Linked DNA regions of Homo sapiens: region 2 is linked to region 1. A link is a loop called in an ENCODE intact Hi-C map of the cell type or tissue named here. Cell type or tissue: HepG2. All regions are shown on one strand.

What was found. Peaks named below come from ENCODE experiments on the same cell type or tissue, not always from the same donor. Only the 100,000 strongest peaks of a DNase experiment are listed, where the experiment ranks them.
Region 2: it touches region 1 in a loop (2.5-fold over the local background); 2 of 110 quality-filtered maps call a loop at or near these places.

Annotation. Positions count from the first base shown.
Region 1 is chr18:10,898,083-10,903,082 of GRCh38, reverse strand. All of the region lies in intron 4 of PIEZO2 (piezo type mechanosensitive ion channel component 2), which reads left to right. Among named protein-coding and RNA genes, the nearest start is that of MIR6788, 140 kb to the right of the region's middle. In HepG2, no CTCF peak of the experiment used is centred here; DNase peaks (open chromatin) are centred at 1,522 and 2,432.
Region 2 is chr18:11,002,699-11,007,698 of GRCh38, reverse strand. All of the region lies in intron 2 of PIEZO2 (piezo type mechanosensitive ion channel component 2), which reads left to right. Among named protein-coding and RNA genes, the nearest start is that of PIEZO2, 140 kb to the left of the region's middle. RefSeq lists an enhancer at 1,755-2,244. In HepG2, no CTCF peak of the experiment used is centred here; a DNase peak (open chromatin) is centred at 1,938; H3K4me3 peaks cover 467 bases.

The sequences.
Region 1 (5,000 bases):
TACAGCCCATGGGTTGGTGCCTCCCCATAGCTGCTGTCTCCCCGGGGCAGCCTGGAAAGGCTGGGGATAAAAGCCCTGTTGCCCATCAGTGAGCAACAGAAGTAGTGTACAAATGCACCAGCTCCCCATTCAATTCCTTGGACAATTCGAGGCACATTGCATAGGGTTCTGCAGAAGCTTCCTAGAAACTTTCTATACCCATGACCCACGAGCAATGCATTCTTTCTTGTCTTCTATCTCTTCTCCATCCCTTCCTTTTGGATTTTCCAGGATGACTTCCCAAATAAACCACCTGCACCCAAGCCCTCTGTTCAGGGTCTGCACTTTGGAAAACCTGAACTATGATTTCAGTGGTAAACTCTCTTAAGTGATATGAAACGAAACAACCTGGATTCCAGTTTTATCTTTGGCTTGGATTTATTCTTTTAAGGTACAAAATGACACTAATATTATTTATACTATTACTTTAATTACCAATTATACACCTTTATAAGTCTGTGGCTCATACGTTTTTGGGAGGAGGGGTGTCATGTCTTAGATCCCTAGAGAATCTGATGTAAACATTGGACATATAAACAGAAAGTTTTACATTCAGTGTCAGGGAATTCAAAGAAGCTCAAAAACACACTGTCAGCTTATCTCAGTTTAAAAGCCCGGTTTTGGATGCAGATATCAGTGTATTTCTTTCTCAGATGACAAAATCTACAAATGTTCCTTCATGCCCTCTGTCAATTCCTTGGAAGCAGATGGGCAATGAGTTAAACTTCGGTCATAGCATTCTGCAATTTGAGACCTCCAGATACCCTAGAGCAGCAGTCCTCAACCTTTTTGGGACCAGGACTGGTTTTGTGGAAGACAATTTTTCCACGGATGGGGGTAGGGGTAGGGATGGTTTCAAGGAAACTGTTCCACCTCAGATCAGCAGGCATTAGCTTCTCATAAGGAGCATGCAACCTAGATCCCTTGCATGTGCAGTTCACAATAGGGTTCTCGCTCCTATGAGAAACCGATGCTGCTGCTAATCTGACAGGAGGTGGAGCTGGCCTGCCTCTCACCTCTTGCTGTGTGACCCGTCTCTTAACAGGCTATGGACGAGGACCAGTACCAGTCCAAGGCCCAGGGGTTGGGACCCCTACCCTAGAGAGAGCCTCTCCTTTTTTTTTTTTTGTTTTGCATATGTTGACACTGAGACACAGAGAAATTAAGCAGAAGAGGTGGAAGTGTGATTTTTATGAAGATAGAGTTAAAATCCGGATCTGACTTTGTATTTGATAGATTCAATCAGATGAAGTTGTATTACTAATGATTTCATTTTGCCCCCATTTGATAAGAATGTTATCAATAATAATAGTAATCATATTCTACTCAGCACCCTAGGGCATATTATGTATTCATCAGTTTTATTAAACTCCACAATGCTCTAAAGTGGCTGTTGGCACCACACTAGTTTATGGACATAGAAACCAAGGTTCAAAGTACTTCACCATGTGACCACCCAGCTCAAAGAAGTAAACAGCAGATTTGAACTCTGAACGCCACCATCCAACCTGCTTTCTTGCTTTAGGTCACAGTGGCAGTTTTCAGAAGTAACTCTACTGTCCCTTACTCTTAGTGTCACCTGCAGTGTGTGTGTGTGTGTGTGTGTGTGTGTGCGTGTGTGTGTGTGAATAGAAGTAGGTGATTTACCTTCCCTGCTTCACACCCTGTTACAGCTCATGCACAGGCCAGAATCCTGGTATCAACCATTAGAAAGCCCAGAGAGAAAATCCTGAGGCTCAAAGAAAACCCTGAGGGTCTCTGATGGTGGAAGTATTTGCAGCAATTCTATCCTATATTCCTTATACAAAATAAAGCAAACACCTGGAGCCCTTTTGCTTTGATACAATGAGGCAAACTTGGAAAACACCAGAGAATCAGATGGGATGGATTCTTCCTCAGCCCACCACCATCCTTCGGCATTTGCTGAACTTTTATTAAAGTCACAGAATTCAGGTCTTTCAGATAAGACTAGTGTGAACATACTAAAATATTCTCTGGCACTAATGAAATGTGTTTGTTTTTAATAAATCTTTTTTCTATTCTTTTCTTTCATTTGAAAAACATTGTTGCATGAAGAATTGAGCATAGTACTAAATGCTAACGTTGTTTTCTATACTATAATTAGCATGGGTCCAGGGAAAACTCTGAATCTTTGCTAGTGGCTGACTGGGGCACTGAATTGAAAGGATTTTAGGCAAAAATGAAGGTTGTGGTTAGGTAAGAGAGATACTGCGCATGTGTGGAGGCAGAAGTAGGAGCACGTCTATTTTCCATTCTGGATGAGAGTTTGCCAGGGTGATTTTCCTATCCCCAGCCTAGTGTGTGTGTGGTTGATGTTTGGTACCAAAATGCAAACATGAAAGGTTTGGAAGGACACGGTGACTAGTGGTCACTATGGTCACCTTAGGCACTGATAGGGAAAACTGACGTGCCAAGACAAAGACAAACTAAATGGTTAATCTTTAATCTGGGTGAAGTACTGACTGACAAACATACCTCTAACTTAACCAGAATTCTGACTTAGATTTTGTTCAAACCCATTGTCATGAGATATCTGCATTTCATCATAAGATAGTAGGCAGAGGTCTCTTCCAGTCTTGCTATAAACACTTAAGTGCCTGTGACTCCCACACAACGAGAAAAGTTAGCTCTTAGGAAAGAAGCTTTTACATGTATGTGATACTATATAATCATTGTAACGAAACTTTCCCTATGCAATTGATCAATTTCGATATTTGCCCTGATCTGCCAAGGTATCTTGTGTGTACTTGAAACACAGATTAAAAGCCAGAAATTAATATATATACATGTGTATGTGTGGATTTAGGTGTTTGTGTGTGTGTGTGTGTGTGTGTGTGTGTGTGTAACAAAAGTAAGTGATTTATATTTTTAGGCTGTTGAGAGCTTTACCTAGGACTTCCAACAGAGAAACTAATTAGCTTTACCTTCCTTTATTCAAGCATAATGACATAATTTAATAAGTGTTTGGTGAAAATATCTATTTTTCTTCTAGCAAAAATAAGCAATCCTTCACGAAAACTTCTTTCTTTCAAAACATGGCTGGAAGAAAATATTCTCTGATTTGTAATCTCCATCTTCCTAAATTGGATCATTATGACTAATATAAACAGTCTTCGAGTTAATGAATGACAATGAGATCCTACAGAAAACAGTGCATTCTTGAACTAAAAAACTGAATTCCCAGGTCATTACCTTGACTGTTCTAGGAAAGTCAGAGGTGTTAGCATGAACATTGTAGGTTTCATGAGGGGCATGAAGAGATGAACTATATGTCACTGAAACATTTCAAGTCTTGGTGTAGACAGCATGATGAACAGTAGACAGGAAATTCATGCTGTTTGATATGGAGGTAACAGTTGGGTGTTGAGTGTATAAAATGGAATGTTTAGGGGAATTGTGCTAATAGGCAGCTACAAGAGAAGGCTTCATATTTCTTATTTGTTCTGCATCCTACGTGCAAGTCTGAAATTAGCTCTCTGATATCTCTAACCACCATAAAATGCCTTTTCCATAGGCATTTTATGCTGAGGAAGCTCAGCCAGTGAAGCACCTTACTGGAGACAAAGACATTACTGCTCAATTAAAATGACAGCTTTTATTAGGTGGATTTCATAGGAAGTGTTTGAGTTTTCCATCCAAATCTTTGGAAATACATTATCCTAGATAAAGTGAAAACAGTTTCTTCCTGATTCTTCATTTTCCTGATATACCTCTACACACACACACACAAACACACCTTCCTAAGTTTACACAGAATATTTGAAGTAGCGAACAACTACAGGATTGTCCCAGTATTGTATGACTTCCATAGCTTGGTTGTTTCATTCCCAGGTCAGTGGAGATTCCAAGAGGTTGAGTAACTTCTTGACAGCTGAACGAAGGCAGTTAGGTCTTTTTAACTATAGAGCCCATGCTTCCCTTTGCTAGTCTCTGCAGGCCCCACTGGGGTCTTCTTATGTGTCCAGTGCAATCCCGTTGCCTGGATGTGAAGCTGCCTAAATACATGTTGTATTCTCTGCCTCCCTGCCTTTCTTGGCGTCAGTTGATTGCATCCTTCATTGCTTAGGGACCCAGGGAAGCTTTGGTCAGGCAGGACTCCCAGGCTTCGTATGTTTACTTAATCCTTTTCTTTCAACCCCATCTTGGCATTGCTGAGCCCCCACCCCACTCCTTGACATTGCTCCTATACCACGCTGATTTGCATCTCTGATAGAAACACCTTCCTGTGGCTGAAAGATTGATGTTCACTTCTCCTTTCTACAGACTTCCTGCTATACTTACTCAGGCATAGGCTAACCCTCCCTTCCCTGGGAAGGTAATGGCCCTTCCCCTGATCTTAAGCCTCATTCCAATATTTCCTTACCTCATTCTTCCTAGACAAGAAAACAAAATTATTTTTACTAAAACACAGCTATAATCCAATTTTTCACCTATCTACTGAATTAATTTTTAACTCCCCAACCTAATATTCAGGACGTCCCCCACCCACATTTTCAGTCAAATTATCTCTCACTACTTCGTTCTGCACACATTTTAACTTTCCTTATGGTTGCAGTCTGACTTCATCCCACACTTTCTTTCTCCTATTTCCTTTTTTTTTTTGAGACGGAGTCTCGCTCTGTCGCCCAGGCTGGAGTGCACTGGCGCAATTTCGGCTCACTGCAAGCTCTGCCTCCTGGGTTCACGCCATTCTCCCCCCTCAGCCTCCCGAGTAGCTGGGACTACAGGCACCTGCCACCACGCCCGGCTAGTTTTTTGTGTTTTTAGTAGAGACGGGGTTTCATCATGTTAGCCAGGATGGTCTCGATCTCATATACAATATTTTACTAAAACTCTGTCTAAATATATACAGAGTCTCTCTTAGGTAAAACTTTTACCTCTTAGATCACATCCATGCAAGGGTGGAATGCTGTATTCATGAGCGTGTGCTTAGCACAATG
Region 2 (5,000 bases), 100 kb before region 1:
TCTGGTTTCCATTGTTTTCGATGATTTTAGTCATCAATTCTTTTCATTGTCCTCCCTTACTTAATGTATTCTTTTTCTCTGGCTTCTTTAAAAATTTTCTCTCCATCTTAAGACTTTCAGTAATTTGACTATACTGCATCTACGAGTGATTTTTTTCTTTGTGCTTATGATACTTAGGGCTTATTGACATCCTTAAATCTCTGGAAGAGCTGAGGACTGAGTGAAAGGCATATGAGGAACTTTCTGGGTAATGTAAATGTTCCAGATCCTGATTCTCGTGGTGGAACCCTATATGCATACATTTGCTAAAACTCATTGAATTGTACACTGAAGATCTATGCATTTTGATTTCTTTAACCTATATTTTATGCTAGAAAAGAGACTTAAAGCATTTACGTTAACAAATGTTACTTTATGAAAGCTATATTTATTAACTTTCCTTAAGTGAGTCTGTTATGACTAAATCTGGGAATTCAATTCATCATTGTTTTTGAGAATACTTTTTAAATCTCAGCACACATTTTCATCTTCTAAATGATAGAAGCCCTGGTACAAAAATACAGTTAGATAGAAGGAATAAAATCTAGTGTTTGATAGCAAAATAAGGAGACTATAGTTAACAATAATTTATTGTATACCTCAAAATAAATAGAGGAGTAGTTTTGAAATGTTCCCAATTCAAAGAATTAATAAATGTTTGATGTGATAGATATCCCAGTTACCCTGATTTGATCATTACACATTGTATGCTGGCTTCAAAATATCACGTGCTTGATAAAAATGTCAAACTATTATGTACCCATGATAATTAAAAATAAAAAATATATAGGTAATATAATGAAAAGGATACTTTAAGATCATTTTTTAGACTACTAGGGAATAATTTTTTTACTAAGAACATACTTCATAGTCAAATAATAGATAAGACAGAAAGGGATGCACCTGAAGATTCATATACCAAAGAAGGAAGGAAGAGGAAGAGCATGAGGGAGGGAGGCAGGGGAGGAGGAAAGAAAGGAAAGAATGGACTGAATAGACTTGAAGATGATGGGAAGGAGGGATTTGTAGCCTTGGGCTGGCTGCTGTGTTTCATAGCAGATGCGGGAGGGTAAATGGAAAGCTAATAGACCAATACGAGGTAAAGTTTGGATCTCCATAAATTTAACTCTGAGGAGGCAAAGAGTGCTTGTTCCCTTCTTTGCCATATACTAATGTTCTGCTTCCTTCAGCCTTTTGCCCCCATGAAAGCTAAAGATTTTACATTGTGTTCCCTAAGATCTTAAGCCACAAGGCTGTGCTGATTAACATATGACTTATGAGCTTCACCTGATATATTTCATTCATTCGTTCAGTTATTCAATCAATATTTATTGTATGCTGCCTGCCAAGCCCTTTTCTTTGCATTGGGAATTCAGTGGTAACAAAGCAAGACAAACAGAATCCTTGCACCTGTGAAACTTACATTTGAGAAAGTAAGCAATTAAAAAAAGATAATTACAAGTAGTGAAGTGGTGAAGTGTACAAAACAGGGTACTGTGATAAAAAGCAGTTGGGGAGATGGTTCGCATTTTAGCTTGGATGACCGGGGGTCTTCCTGAGAGGTCCAAATCTGTTCCAAGACCTGAGCCAAGGGAAAGAGACAGGCATGTAAGATCCAACGAGAGAAATGGAATTGTCTTCTTGCCAGTTTATAGATAAATGAAAAAATATCATTATAGCAATGAAGACAAATTCATAAGAAGGTTTGTTTCCTAAAATGTGATGGAACGAGAAGTGGAGGATAATCTCAGCCTTTTACTGGAGACTCCCTTTGTAGATGAGTCACTGCTCTTTGCGTGTACATACAAACAACACACAGAAGGCCATGCAGGCTGACAGCTGCCTGGCCTGGCTTCCAGGGCATGAAAGCACAGTTCAGGGTTAAGGAGAATAAACACAGCAGGTCACAAGGCAGTTAGTCATAGTAACCTGGTGTGTGTTCTTTGTGGGAAAAACAAGAAGATAACAGCACAAAAAGTCCCTCCTCCCGGCCAGCTAAGCTGGGCCTCTCACGCCACTGGGAATGCATGAGTGAAGGAGCTTGAGGAAGATGGGAAGCAGGCTGAAGCACATTAGCAGTCGCTAATCTACACCTGTCTGTTATGAGCACCCTCTCAGGTGTGTAATGACGCCCCCAGCATCCCTGATACCGCTCCTTGATCAAGGCTCTGAACCTCAATCTGCGTGAACTAGAGGCAGTAAGTCCTTTCTGTAACTGTTCATGCCTGATACTCAATACATGTTAAGCTAAACTACATTTCTTCCAAAGATATGTGAAAGGAAAAAAATAAAAGACAAACGCAAAGTTATATTGGGCACAAGAGAATGAAGTGTAGCATGGTGGGAACTTTGTATCAGGGTCAAATTTATTATTTTCCTAAAGGAATTGCAGGATAACTCTGTACAGGAGACATCTCTAGGTAATTGCTGGAAGAATGCTCCACAGGGAAGAAGCCTGATGTGAAGGGGAATGGACTCAATAGCCTAATTGTTTTTCCCCCATTCATTACCATTTGTAGGTCCCTTGGGACAGAATTTGGCACACTGGCTGAATAAAATAACAAGAAGTCTGAGGACTTCTTGTTGGCTTGAAGTGGAATGTTCTTGCCAACATATATTGAAATCATCACATAGGGATCACCTTTTTTCATTATTGTGATTTGCATTTATTATGATAGCCTCTCAGTCAATATTTAATGGCACATCTTATGTGCAAAGCCCCATGCTAGACACTCAGGAGTGTCCAGAGGGGCATGGCACTTGTCTCCTGCTCTCAAGAAGCTTACAGTCTGGTCACAGTAGGAAACGCACAAATCAATTATCTGAAACATATGGAAATGACTTCTCTGACAAAACTGCATTTTGTTGAATGTCATGACAATTCACTTTAGGAAATTACACATTTTTGTAGGATGCTTTTTTCCTCCTTTGAACAATAGATTATCAAGAGCACTGAAGTTCTCAGCAAGGAGATCCATTGGCCTCAACATTTCTTCACAAAAGAATCTCCCTTCTGATTTTGACAGCTTCATCAACAAAGCAGCCATTTCTTGTATATTATTGGTTTATTTTGCGTTTTCTCCCTTCCTTATCCGTTCTAAACTAACTCCCTAAGGCAACTGGGTGGAGAGCAACTGTGTGAACATTAAACCATACTTTTCATGTTCTGAATCATCAAACAAATTACTCATACCTTTTCTTCCCACATGGCTACTCCCTGAGATAGATGGGTTGATATGTAGTCCTTTGAAAGAAATATGGGGCGGGGGCTGTGGGGGCAGCAATTCAGTCTGAGAAACGTGTGAAATCCCAGAATCAGAGATGGAGTAGGGCCAAGCCCCCAATCTGGAAATTTGGAAGTTGTGTCTGGTAAATATCTACATTAATTCCTCTCTCTTCTGTTCCTCTCTGAAGTCTGCAGTATTTCCATCCAGGGGGACTCAGGAATGGTACACCTGGACCCCCTCACAGTCCTCAGGGGTGTCACTACTCACACCTCTAACCCATGTGCTTCTCATAGATCCCTGGGAACGAACAGGGCATGGGACAGGAAATTCCTGCAGAAAGAAAATGTCTGCAGTCAGGGAGTTTCTGCAGGCAGGCCCACACTTACTCCCTACCCCTTCTCAGGCCTTTGCAGAAAAACATGGAAACCATCATTTGTTTAGGGTCAGAGTTGTGGAAGGCATAACATGGGTTAGAAAACAAAGTAAAAGCAACAAAAATAGTGACTATTAACTCTCTTCCATTAGTCCTATTTAGCAGGTCCCTGAAAAATGTAGTTGAATATTGTTTTGTTCCAATGTCAATGAGGGGAAAAAATCACTTTGTTTCCAGGTCCACCCCCATGTGGAGTTTGCTTGTTCTCCCCAGGTCTGTGTGGGATTTTTCTAGGTACTCTGGTTTCCTCCCACGTCCCAGAGCTGGACATGTTAGGTAAATTGGTGTGTCCACATGGTCCCAGTCTGTGTGCTAGTATGTGAGTGTGCCCAAGATGGGACGGTGTACTGGCTAGGGCTGGTGCCCGCCTGATGCCCGCCTGGTGCCCTGAACTTCCAGGTTAAGCTCCAGCCCCCTGCAACCCTGAACTAGAATAAGTGGGTAAATTATTATCTGACTTGCTTTTATTAATCTTTCTTAAATGTATGTGTAGTTCACATTTATTTCAGGTGTTTAATATAGAAGTGTTTTGTCCTTATTTAGAAGTTTGGTGATGTTTTTGTGACCAGAAATATGCCTTAGGAATTTAACTCTTCTTTAGATCAACTCGACTATGGTTTAATTGTTTTTGCTATACATCGTTTTGCTTAAAGCCGCAGTTTCCAGGAGCCTACTGATGATAAGTGAGGATTTACTGTGGTTTGTTAAGTGAATTGGCAAAACAAAACAAAACAAAACAAACAAACAACAAAAGAAAACACATCCTAGACCAGAGGTTTCTGTTTTACATGGAAACTTATCTTAGTGCTACAGTTAATACCACACACGTCCTGGAACCTCACTGCATCACCCAGACTCCAAGTGCCATCCTGCCTGCTGGAGGAAGACCTGGGAGGGCACGGCAAAGACATGTCACTGGACATCTCCCAGGTTAGAATCTCCTTGTGCTTAAGGCTGTCCTTGACCTCATGCAACGGATGTTGGTCATTCAAGGAGGAAGCCTCTGGTAGCAGGAGCGCCTCTTGCCTCACTTCCTCTGTTTGAGTGGCACTGGTTAATCAACTGATTCTACTAAAGAAAATTCTTTACATCCCCATTGGATGTTTCTATTGGTCTGTTCTCTGCTGAACCTGCCCATGGAGGACCATGAAAATGTGTGAGAAAAGCCATTTTATTGGGGTGCTTGAAATTGGATTATCCAATGTGGCCTGCTTTCCATAGTTCAGCTTTTCAGACTTTAGCAGGGAATTGTGTGCTTACACAGGGTTCTGTGTGAACTAACACATCTCTGCCTGAATGTG